Regions from separate parts of the Homo sapiens genome. Here region 1 is linked to region 2. A link is a contact called in ENCODE Hi-C or POLR2A ChIA-PET data. All regions are on one chromosome and are shown on one strand. Each heading gives the region's core, a stretch centred on a gene start or an enhancer-like site at or near the end of the contact. The rest is flanking DNA. Distances are from core to core; before and after follow the strand shown. Region 1 holds the start of TNRC6C (trinucleotide repeat containing adaptor 6C). Region 2 has its middle 40 kb from the start of LINC01987.

What was found. A loop is a pair of places that touch in the nucleus more often than their neighbours do. ChIA-PET counts read pairs that join two places held with the same protein, here RNA polymerase II (POLR2A). Pooled maps may share reads with other maps.
Region 1: a loop to region 2 is called in a pooled map, with 2.2 times the contacts of the local background. The contact joins the promoter of TNRC6C here to the enhancer-like site in region 2. A Hi-C loop is called at or near these places in 1 of 50 pooled maps. POLR2A ChIA-PET finds 5 or more read pairs at or near these places in 10 of 52 experiments (AG04450, CD4-positive, alpha-beta T cell, CD4-positive, alpha-beta memory T cell and 7 more).

The regions. Positions count from the first base shown.
Region 1 is chr17:77,955,675-77,961,114 of GRCh38, reverse strand. It overlaps TNRC6C (trinucleotide repeat containing adaptor 6C), which reads right to left and starts at 2,412. Exons shown (of 23, transcript NM_001142640.2): 1 at 1,847-2,412. RefSeq lists enhancers at 1,477-2,035, 2,036-2,595 and silencers at 2,268-2,727, 2,748-2,797.
Region 2 is chr17:77,685,933-77,691,900 of GRCh38, reverse strand. No RefSeq gene overlaps it. Among named protein-coding and RNA genes, the nearest start is that of LINC01987, 40 kb to the left of the region's middle. RefSeq lists enhancers at 1-453, 454-1,333. Within about 2 kb of position 1,585, at least 4 of the 41 ENCODE cell types and tissues checked have a DNase peak (open chromatin) inside an H3K27ac peak, as active enhancers do.

The DNA of each region.
Region 1 (5,440 bases), core at 1,163-3,662, 270 kb before region 2:
AAGCACAGAAGAGTTACAAACAAGCTTTTAAAATCAGATCCTTATAATAAAAACGAGTGTGTGTGTGTGTTTACTATTACCGTTTTCTGAGCTATCAATTTCTCACGGCCTGACTATGCCTATGGTCAGGTCATGAGAAATCTGTATGAAAAACAGCTTCCAAGAATGTCTATTCTTATGAAAATAAATATTAAAAACTTTCTGTAGAAAAAAAACTTTCAGTATAGGTAAAGTTACAACTGTTCACATCATTACTTTGTTCTATTAATACACACAAAATTAATTCCGACAACTGAACTAGTCATTTTAAAAACCCTGTTTTGCATTATTTCCCCCAACAAAGCATCCTAGGGGTGCTACAGTGAAACATGCTCAAAGACCATTGCCACCTCTGCTGTTCTGGAACAATGTAAATTTCTTCAAGGTGCCCTCTACTAACCAAGTTCATCTGGCCTGGGGCTAAGTTTTATCATTTATTCTTTCATACAGTACTGAAGGAAATCCGGAATCTATGAATATCATTGCCAACACCCCCTACACATTTCAAACCAGCTACCACTGTCCTCTGAAATCACTCAAGCCAGGTTTCCAGGGTCTCAACTCATTCGCATAGTTATTCAATTCCAACTGCAGGAAATCACTTGCATAAAGTAGGCCTTATGCAGGCTCAAATTACATTCAGGGACGTACGAGGCTCTCACAGCGATCACCATAAATTGGCTACCTTGTACTGGCCGAAGTACGTCAACGTGAACACCAGACACTCGAGAAAAACCGAACCTCGGCTACACAATGGATTAACCCAGTCAGAAGGCTCCAACTTGCAACTCCTTAAAGACGCTGAAGTTGGACATCTACAGAGCACCATTTTGAGTTTAGAATCCGCAGTTCACGCCTAGAAATAACCGAGCGGACCACTCAAATGGAGGTTTCATTTGGCGGAGGCAAAGGTTTGAGACAACTCCACTAATTACGTGCAGAATCACCAATACCGTCAAATGCCTTCGAATGCAATAGGTGCAGCCACGATCTAGCGGCTCCTCCTCCCCTACCTCCCGGCACAACATCCAAGCAGCAAGCCTTCATTTTTGCTAAGATCCCCAAAGCTCCGTGTAACATGCTTGCCAGTTATTTCTTCCCCAGGTTAACAGGCAGGGAACCCCCACATCCACATCTGCACATTTTCATAGCTACGAATCAATTAATTAAATCTCGTCCTCAAGGTAAAGGTGCAAAGGAGGCACCGCTTAAAGCAGAGGCGGCAACCAGGCGCTCGGGTTACGTTATCTGATAACAGGACAGATGTTGTACGGCTCGTTTTCCTCATACGCATTACTCCGCAGTCCGCAGCACCGTTAGAAAATCCACCTGATTTCAGAGCCGCAGAGCGCCCAGGGGTCCTTCTCCGCCCACCCGCAGCACGCCCCGGGTTTTTCTCTTCCCCCAAACAACGGCACCGGGCTCCTGCACCAAAACACGGCGGGTTCGCGCCTGCCATCACCAGTGCAAAATCTGCGGGGGGCTGCCCGGAAAGGACCGAATTTCACCGCTGCATGAGTTTTAAAAGGGAGGGGGCACATCCATCTTCAGCCCTCCATTCCACTCCCGTTTGATTGTGATGCACACCGGGCGTCTGCACAGCCCCGTCTCACACTAGCACACACGCGCCCCGGCCCCGGCCGCTTCCCGCCGCTCCCCTCAAACCCGGCCGGCCCGGGGCCTGGCGCCGCACGCGGGTCGCTAGGGGCCAGCGCCCGCCCCGGCTCGGCTCGGCCGAACAAAGGGCCCGCGAACCTCCCGGCAAAGTTGCGGCTGCGGCGAGGAGCGGGCGGACTGCCGCGCTCACCTGGGCTCCGTCCCCGGCGGCGGCGGCGGCTCCGCGGGGCTCCGGTGGCGCGGGCCTGGCGGCGGCGGCGGCACGAACAACCGCCCGAGGGCCTCGGGAGTGCGCGGGCGGCGGGGGCCCGCTCAGCGCCGGCGCCACGGACTCAGGTCCCGGCGCGGGCGGCGGCGGCGGCTGCGGCGGCGGCGCGGGCGAGTGGGCGGCGGCGCGTCCCGGCAGGTCCAGGTCCGGCCCCGGCAACGCCGCGACGCGTCCTCCTCCTCACGCCCGGCGGGATGCGGCTCCGGCGGGGTCCGGGTCCTAGGCGGCGGCGGCGGCGGCGGTGGCAGCTGCGGACGGCTGGGCGCGGGGCCGCTCCGCTCCCTCCGCCTCCGGCTCGGGCGGGCCCGCGGCTACTGCGACGGTGACGGCGGCGGGAGCGCGGCGGGCGCTGGGACTGCCCTGTCAGGGGGCGGCCCGGGCGGCGCTCAAGACTGCGCGGCGGCGGGGCCGGCGGCGGCGGCTACGGCTCCCGGGGCCGTCGCGCTGAGGTGCGGAGCTGCCACCGCGGCCATCTTGTTGCTCTAACTGACAAGAACCCCCCTCCCCCCGCTTCAGCCAGACGGGGCGCTCGCGCCCCCTTCCCCGCCCCGCGTTGGCCTCCAACAGGAAGTCGTCCCGGCCCCTAGCACGTGACTCCCACCGTATCTGCATACCGGAGGGCGAACTGGCCAATCGGCACTCTGCACCTGAGCTCCTCCCCCGCGCGCCCCTCCCGGCCCATTGGCTCCTCGGCCAGGCCACGCCTCCTCCTTTCCCCTTAATACCCGCCCGCGCTGTGGTTCCCTGCACCGCGCGGGGAGCGCGCCGGGGTGCGAGCGGTGCGCGCTCCGAGTGGCCGGGACGCGCGCCAGTCCTGGGAGCTTGCACTGCTCGGGGGGGTTACGTGGAGACTTGCGTGGTGTCCTTTACCGCCGCCGCCTGCCCTCCGGTCCCTGGGCGCTGTGGCTCCGCGTTAGGGTGCTGGCGGGAGGGGTGCCGATCCGGTTCTGCGCGTCCGGTGGGTTCTCCGGGCCAGCGCCCCGCGGCGCCCGGGCTTTATGCTGTAATTGCGCCCGGCGGCGCCCGGCGCCCGCACCGGCGCGCGTCTCGCCCGTGCCGTGCACACGCCCTGCACCGCCCCACTTTGCACACGCACACGCACACGAGTCCTTGGGGCCCTGGAGCATCGTGCTCGCCTCGCGCCTCCCGGCCCGCCCTTGCGCTCAGTCGCTCCCCAGGGAGCGCCCAGCTGCGAGCAAAACAAGCCTCGCTGCGAAACAGTCCCCCGGGGAGACAGCCCTTTCCCCGGAGCACAGACACCACACCTTCACCGCGCAAGCCTTCGGTCCGGGCCGAACCCGGGCGCTCCGGCGCCTACGCACCCCACGATTCCTCCCCGGTGCTCCGTACGCCGCCGTGATCCTCCATTCCACGGCTCCTCGATATCCATTATTCATTAGTGGTAGGTAAGGTCAGGCGCAATGTGCAATTCGAAAAGTCCCTTTTTAACTTTCGGTTCAAGCCAGGAGAAGATTTTGAAACCAAGAATTTTCTCCATTTTCATGCAAGGTCGCAGAAGCAGGCTAGCTTTTCCCCCATCGTTCAGTGGAGGATCAGCAGTGCTACTTGGAAGTTGGTATTGGAAGAGGCCATTCCCTGTCTACGTGTCCCTGTCTTGAAGAGGAGATAATAACACACTAGTACTTTCGCAATGCAATTTTGTTACCGCAAGTGTCATGCTTTGAAACGACTGTGGATGAAAGAGACAAATTCCCCGCTCTCGTTTCCCTTCAGGGTCCCATGAGCTCCTTTCTTCTTACTGCCATATTTTAAGCCCTCCGGTAGTCAGATTCACAACCAGCCTCTAAAGGGTCGTCAAATGTCTGTTGTATCGTGTTGTGTATTTCCCCTCCCGAGAACCCACATCCCTTAGAAGGATCTGAAGGCAGAGGGAGCTGACATGGAGGCTTCTGCCTTGTCTATTCATTTTATTTACGTTCATTTAATTCTCGACTGCAGAGAACCTACATCTTTTGTATTTCTCAAAGGTAGAGGTATTATCACATGCTCCAGAAGGGAGTGCAAAATAACATCTTCAAAATAGGCAGCGCCCACGAAGTAGACTGCTGCTACATAAATGAGGAATCCAGGTATCTGGGTGGACCAGAGTGGACCAATCATTGTGATAAGCAGAGCTTCACTTTTTGGAAAATTGAACCAAAATACATTATTTAGCATTGTCTTTGGTTCCCTTTCTTATCCCCCTCCCTCAGTTTAATCAGGCAAAAATCGTCCTCTTCTCCAATGATATTAGACTCTGAGCACCGAGAAAAGGCAGAACTATAGAGACTATATGTTCTGAACCCCAAACTGGACTCATAGTTTGGCATGTGGACCTGTGACAGTAGAGATAATGTTTGAAACTAAAGTTGACCCAGAAACATTGAGGCATATGGTGGCCATGAATGTTAAGACTGCAGAGCAGTGTCACTTATTAGTGGTTGTTTGAACTGATAAAGTATGAGTAGGAACCCCAGGCACAACTGTAAAAATGGGTACGTTCATGTTTCGGGTTGGTCATCCTGTTATCAGCCCTGCCACCACCACCTTATAACTAAGGTATAAGTTGATCATCTATAGGGCTGGGCATGGTGGCTCACGCCTGTAATCCCAGCACTTTGGGAGGCCAAGGCAGACGGATCAGGAGGTCAGGAGATGGAGACCATGCTGGCTAACATGGTGACATCTCTACTAAAAATACAAAAAATTAGCCAGGCATGGTGGCGGGCGCCTGTAGTCTCAGCTACCTGGGAGGTTGAGGCAGGAGAATCCCTTGAACCTGGGAGGCAGAGGTTGCAGTGAGCAGAGAAGGCGCCAATGCACTCCAGTCTGGATGACAGAGCTAGATTCTGTCTCAAAAAAAAAAAGGGTAAAACCAACAAAATTACGTTTAAGAGGACTAAATGTTAAATGTGTCTCTTAAATTAAAATGTCAACTAGTTGAGGACAAATGAAGAAGACTTAGCTGGATACAAGGTAATGTAAAAAATTCTAGTTATAGATGACCACACGTTCAACAAGGCTAAATGTGTGAACTGCTTGAAGACGACAACAACACTACGTTAAAATAGTGTCCAGTTTAAGAGATTGCACTCTGAGCTGGTCAGATCCCAAATGGAGTGTTTTGGCCAGTTCTGAGCACCAGGGTGCAAGAAAGAAATCGACAAAGTTAGAGACTGACTCAGAATACAGCCAGTTGTTGATGGAAATCCTCCAGTCTGACCAACAGCTGAAGAAGCAGAAGAGATTGGTGCAGGGAAGAAGAGACAAGCAGGCCAGGATGGCTCTTTTCAGATATTTTTGAAACTCCTGTATGCAAATAGGTACAGATATATTCTTTGAAATCCTGAGAAGCCAACCTGAGATCAGTGGGTGGTAGATATTAGGCAAATTAGTTCAAATATACACTGCACCCTACAAAATGGAGTTTCTATCAAATGGAGTTATTAATAGAAACTCCATTTCGTAGGGTGCAGTATATACTGCTCAGGTGATGTGTGCACCAAAATCTCACAA
Region 2 (5,968 bases), core at 336-2,835:
CAGCCAGCACACCTGGCATCACGCTCACCTTCCCCACTTAACCAGCCCCCTCCTCAGACTCCCGGGCAGTCACTGCTACCACCTGCTTCCTCACCCCGCAGGTTCAGACCCTGGAGTTGTCACTGACGCTTCCCTTGCCCTCCCCAGTGCCCAGGTCTGGGCAGCCCCAGCCCTGGTTCCCACGCTCTTCACCCCTCTCCATGCATCCGTCTTTTCCATGCCTCCTGCTGCCACCCTGGTCACACTCTCCTCTCTCTGACCTGGACTTCCAGCTGCCCTCCCTGCCATCTCTGCTCCCCCAGGCCACCCTCTGCATGGGGCAAGCCCAGTGAGGGACAATGAGCGTAAACATACGTGCCCTGGTGTTGATGATGCATAGAATTAGGAAGGGCGATGAAGATTCCTCTTCCAAGCGTGTCCCTTGAACAAGGAATTGCACCTCACCCTGGTCATGAATGTGTAGCAAGGCAATGGGTGCCAAGTCCCCTGGGATTCAGCTGCAACCCAGGCCAGCTGTGTGCCCTTGGGCAAGTCACGCCTCTCTCTGAGTCTCAGTTCCCCCTAGGACATTAAGGGGGATGAGTGTGGGGGCTTTCAGTAGCTTTGTTCAGTTTGCATCCTCTACATCTATGCCTTAGTTGTCTGCATTTTCCTGGCTCCAACCTGCTTCTAAGCGGGTATCTGGGAACAGAAAGAAAGAGGAGAGGAAGGAGGGGTCCTCACTCCTGATAAGCTGCAGTGGCAGCATCAGCCTTCAGGGCAAGGGGGCATCTGGCGGGGCAGTGGTCTCAGGAAGACATGAGGGGAAGCCCCCCCATCCGCCTGCATCCCATGGCTCCCCCGAGCTCTTGGCTCCTGGGCAGAGGGGTTTCCTGGCTGCTTTCTTGTGCCTTCCACCTTTGAGGATGAATTCTTTCTCCACCTTTAAGCACATTGACAAGATTAATGCCATAATCGGGAGGGGCTGCCATGGAGGCTCAGGGGTCTCTGAGCAATAACTCCTAATTCAGAAATTTATCTAGGGCAGCAAAGACAAGGGCACTCCCCACCAGGACCGGCCCTGCCGGGAAGGAGAGGAGCAGGTCTGCAGGCTCACCGCCCGCCGAAACATCCGCTTTGCACATGCCTAATTATAACTTGGGTTGCTACAAACGGAAATGGACTAAACCCATTAAATCTATTTTTTCTCCCGTGGTGGGAGGGAGTATGGATTTCTTAAAGATAGAGAATTTAAATTAAGCTTTAAAACTGTGACTGAGCGAGATTTAATACTGACAATTAGCCTGGACAAACAGTTAATCGTCCTGGCGGGGTAATTTATATACGTTCCATGTGCCCACGAGGCAGACAGCACACTGCACTGCAAATTAGTGCAAGGAAAGAGGCTTCGCTCCTCCTCGAGCTGCAGCCTGGGGGGGCGGGGGCTGTTTAGAGCTTCCCATCCCAGTGGCCTGACGTGGCAGGAGCAGGGTGGGCTGTCCCATTTTACGGGGTCTGCCTGGCAGACAGCCACCCAGATGTCTCAGACCCTGGTCCCTGGAATGGGAGTGGTCAGTGCAGCTGTTTCAGGGCTTGGAAAGGGAAAATCTTGCCTCTTCCTTCCAGGGAGGACATGGCGTAGTAGGCGGAGCTCAGAATTCTTGGAGGGTTTATTTTCTTTTATTTTTAAGTTTATTTTTATTTTTTATTTTTTCTCACTCTGTCTCCCAGGCTGGAGGGCAGTGGCATGATCTCAGCTCACTGCAGCCTCTGCCTCCTAGGTTCCAGCGATTCTCGTGCCTCATCCTCCCGAGTAGCTGAAACTACAGGTGCATGCCACCACACCCAGCTAATTTTTTGTGTTTTTAGTAGAGATGAGGTTTCGCTATGTTGTCCAGGCTGATCTTGAACTCCTGACCTCAAATGATCCGCCTGCCTCTGCCTCCCAAAGTGTTGGGATTACAGGCGTGAGCCACCATGCCTGGCCTTATTTATATTTTTAATTTTTCTGGGTACGTGGTTGGTGTGCATATTTGTGGGGTACATGAGATGTTTGATACAGGCATGCAATAGGAAATACACACGCCATGGAGAGTGGGGTATCCATCCCCTCAAGCATTTATCTTTTGAGTGACAAACAATCCAATGACACTCTTTAAGTTATTTTAAAATGTACAATTAAGTTATTGTTGGCTATAGTCACCCTATTGTGCTATCAAATAGTAGGTCTTATTCAATTTTTCTTTTTTCTTTTTTGGCACCCATTCTGGCTGCTCTGGCCCTGGAGACCTGAGTGGGCTGAGCACTCACTTCTCCACTCTGAATGTCAGTCTCCTTGTCTGTAAAATGGGCTGAATGAGCTTGGTGCTCACTTCTCCACTCTGAATGTCAGTCTCCTTGTCTGTAAAATGGGCTGAATGAGCTTGGTGCTCACTTCTCCACTCTGAATGTCAGTCTCCTTGTCTGTAAAATGGGCTGAATGAGCTTGGTGCTCACTTCTCCACTCTGAATGTCAGTCTCCTTGTCTGTAAAATGGGCTGAATGAGCTTGGTGCTCACTTCTCCACTCTGAATCTCAGTCTCCTTTTCTGCAAAATGGGAAGCACTTGCTCATCAGAGTTCTTGGGATGGGTTGGACGCCAGGTGGAAGCGTCTATCTCAGAGCCTCAATGGATCCTGTTTGCTCATCACCTGGTTCCTCCTAAATGGAGAGCTCCCTTATGCTCTCAGAAGCCCCATGTGCCTGGTCCTCAGAGAGTGCCCATGAATGGGGGCTAAACAACTGACTTTCAGTGTTTATAATAGCTGCTGTATGCTTCCCAGACAACAGCCTTCTCTACCTGGAATAGATGCGTCCATTCGTGGCAATGTGGCATTGATTTTTTTTTTTTAAATACCACATTAGCAAGACTTCTAAAGAAAAGATCCCTGGCTTCCTCACATGGAACGGGGTCCAAGCCACAGCCATTTTTACCTCACGCCTCTCAAGGCTACACGATTCCCCTCCTAAGAACTTCAAATGCCTTTTTGTCCATATCACTCAGATTTGCAGATTTACTCTCCACATCCAACAGTTTTCCAGCTGCAATGATTTCTGTGGGTGGATGGGTGGGTGGGAGGGTGGAAAGGTGAGGGGAATTGATCTATACCCTTCCAGGGCTGCATTGATAGCAAAAGCCCCTAAAGAGTTGATTGGAGAGAGTGAGCAGGTGGATACCTGCCCTGTTCCTGTCTCCTTTGACTTTATTCCAGGAACTCTAGGGAGCAGAGAGCAGAGGGGAAGGCTGGGGGAGGTGGGTAGGGAGGCTGTTATTTCCTTAGCATGGGGCTGCTGGAGGATCGGCAGGGGGTGTGCTGGGCAGGAGATCATTCTGCAATGACGATGGGGGTGTCTCCTCTCACCGGCCCACCTGCATCCCCTGGGGGCTCCCTGTTACAACCTATGAGCCTGAGGGATATGACAGCAATAAAACCAACCCCTCCCACCCCCAGCCCCCTGAAGACTTCCGTTCCAGCAGAGAAGTCAGACAACAAAGCATCAGTCACATTTTAAGAAACAGTGATGGCAACTATTCGAAATAGCCAAAAGGTTGAAGGAACCCAACTGATGAATGGATAAACCCAATGTGACGAATCCACACGATGGCCACACGCGACGACACCAGTGGACCTTGAAAACACGCTCAGTGAAGGAAGCCCAGGTATAAAGGCCACATGTGGCCTGATCCCATTTATGTGAAATATCCACAGTCCTTGATTTTGATGGTGGAGCCGGAGGGGGACGTGGAACAAGGTCAGGGCGGGACCACGCCCATGGAACGCCAGGCATCTCTGCTTCGTCATGGGAGGAGAAAGCAAAACCAATCTTTCCTTCAAGGCTCCACTCCCCCGACCACCTCTCCAGCACGCCGCAAACACCTGAGAGGTCACAGTCACCTGGGCCACTTCTTCCATTCCCGTGGGACTGCTGGCTCCTGGCAGGGAGGGGTTGGTCTTGTCTACCTCTGAGTTATCCCTGCTGCCTTCATATATGAAGCGGCCAATAAATATCTCTAGGTGGGGTGAAAAATCCCTAGGGAAGCTGTGCCTATAATCCCAACACTTTGGGAGGCCCAGGCGGGTGGATCACTTGAGGCCAGGAGTATGAGACCAGACTGGTCAACATGGGGAAACCCCGTCTCTACTAAAAATAAACAAATTAGCAGGCATGGTGGCGCATACCTGTAATCTCAGCTACTAGGGAGGCTGAGGCAGGAGAATCGCTTGAACCAGGAAGGCAGAGGTTGCAGTGAGCTGAGATTGTGCCATTGCACAATCTCTAGTCTGGGCAACAGAGCGAGACTCCATCTCAAAACAAACAAAATAAACTGAAACTGAGAGAGGTTAAGGCCCTGGCCCCAGGTCAAACCAGAAGACAGACTTGGAGTGGTGGTTTCTCTTTTTCCACACTCCGGGAAGGTGTCTCAGATCTCCAAGTGAAGGATGCTGGTGGGTAGAACAGAGGAGACCTGGAGAGTGACTGGTCCCTTGAAAGATCGCTGCAAACTCTTTGTGGGCAATGTACGGAGAAGGCCACAGACACAGCACAGAGACAGACCCTGTTCCGAGAGCCTGCAGAGCCCTTTCCAATCTGCAGGGCATCCCCACACCCCAAGCATGTTCCACTCCTGCCCCTACTCTCAGTCTGTTCTTTTCATCTGGGCCTTCTAAGGAGTGGGTACCCAGTGGCTTTGTTGTTGTTAAATTGCGGAACAAACGTTATAATGGGTAAGCGTACAGAGAAAGAAGAACGCTAAGCACTGTGCTAGGCATTTGACATGCATTGCCCCACTTGATCCTCCCAAGAGCCATTGTCATCTCTATTATGCCATCAACGTAAATAACACACAGAGAGCAGCTCCCTAGAAGAAAAAGATACTCATTCATGAATAGGGCATCGCAATGGGAAGACGCGTGCTGTAGTAAACAATGTACATGTGAGGGAGGTAAAGCAAGGCAAAGAGTATTAAAGGGAAAATAAAATAAAATAAGGAGGATTAAATAATTGTTCTGAAATGATTACCCTTAGCTACAAGGACCAATAACAAGGGTGATGCCAGAGCGGACAGGCGATTTCTGAGCAGGTGTCATGCAGAAGGTATCTTTTGTGTAAGGTTGTGATGACCTTTGTACAAGGTTGTGTATTTTGCAGAGTCTTTTGGACAGTTTTTGTTATCAGGCATTTATGCATAATAACCCTCTCTTTATGGTCTTCTCCAGGTTTATTTGTGAGCGTGGACTCCGTTTTGATTCTGACAACTGCTGATGAGGAAACTGAAACTGAGGGGGGTTAAGACCTCTGCCCCAAATCACCCAGGTGGTAAGTGAAAGAGCTAAGACTCTATCTCAGCTGCTCTAGCACTGGAGCTTTAGGCCAGAGCCCTTTTTTCCATGACTTGATTCTAACTCCCAGAAGGACAAAGAGATGGGTGGATGGAGGGATGGGTGGAAGAATAGATAGGTAGATGGAAGGAGAGAAGAATGTGTGGATGGATGGATGGATGGATGGATGGATGGATGGATGGGATAGATAGATGGAGGAAGGGATGGAGGGATGCATGGATGGAAGAACATATGGGCAGATAGATGGGTGAATGAAGGGATAAAGTGATGGATAGGTGGAGGGATAGGGCAACGGATGGAGGAATAGAGGGATGGATGGATAGATGGAGGAAGCATAGAGGGATGCATGGATGGAAGAATGTATGGACAGATAGATGGGTGAATGGAGGGATAGAAGGATGGAGAGGTGGAGGGATGGGGCGACAGATGAAGGGATGGATGGATAGATGGAGGAAGGGTTGGAGGGCTGTATGAATGCAAGAATGTATGGACAGATAGATGGGTGAATGGAGGAATAGAGAGATGGAGAGTGGATGGATGGGGCGACAGAAGGAGGAATAGAGGGATGGATGGATAGATGGAGGAAGCATAGAGGGATTCATGGATGG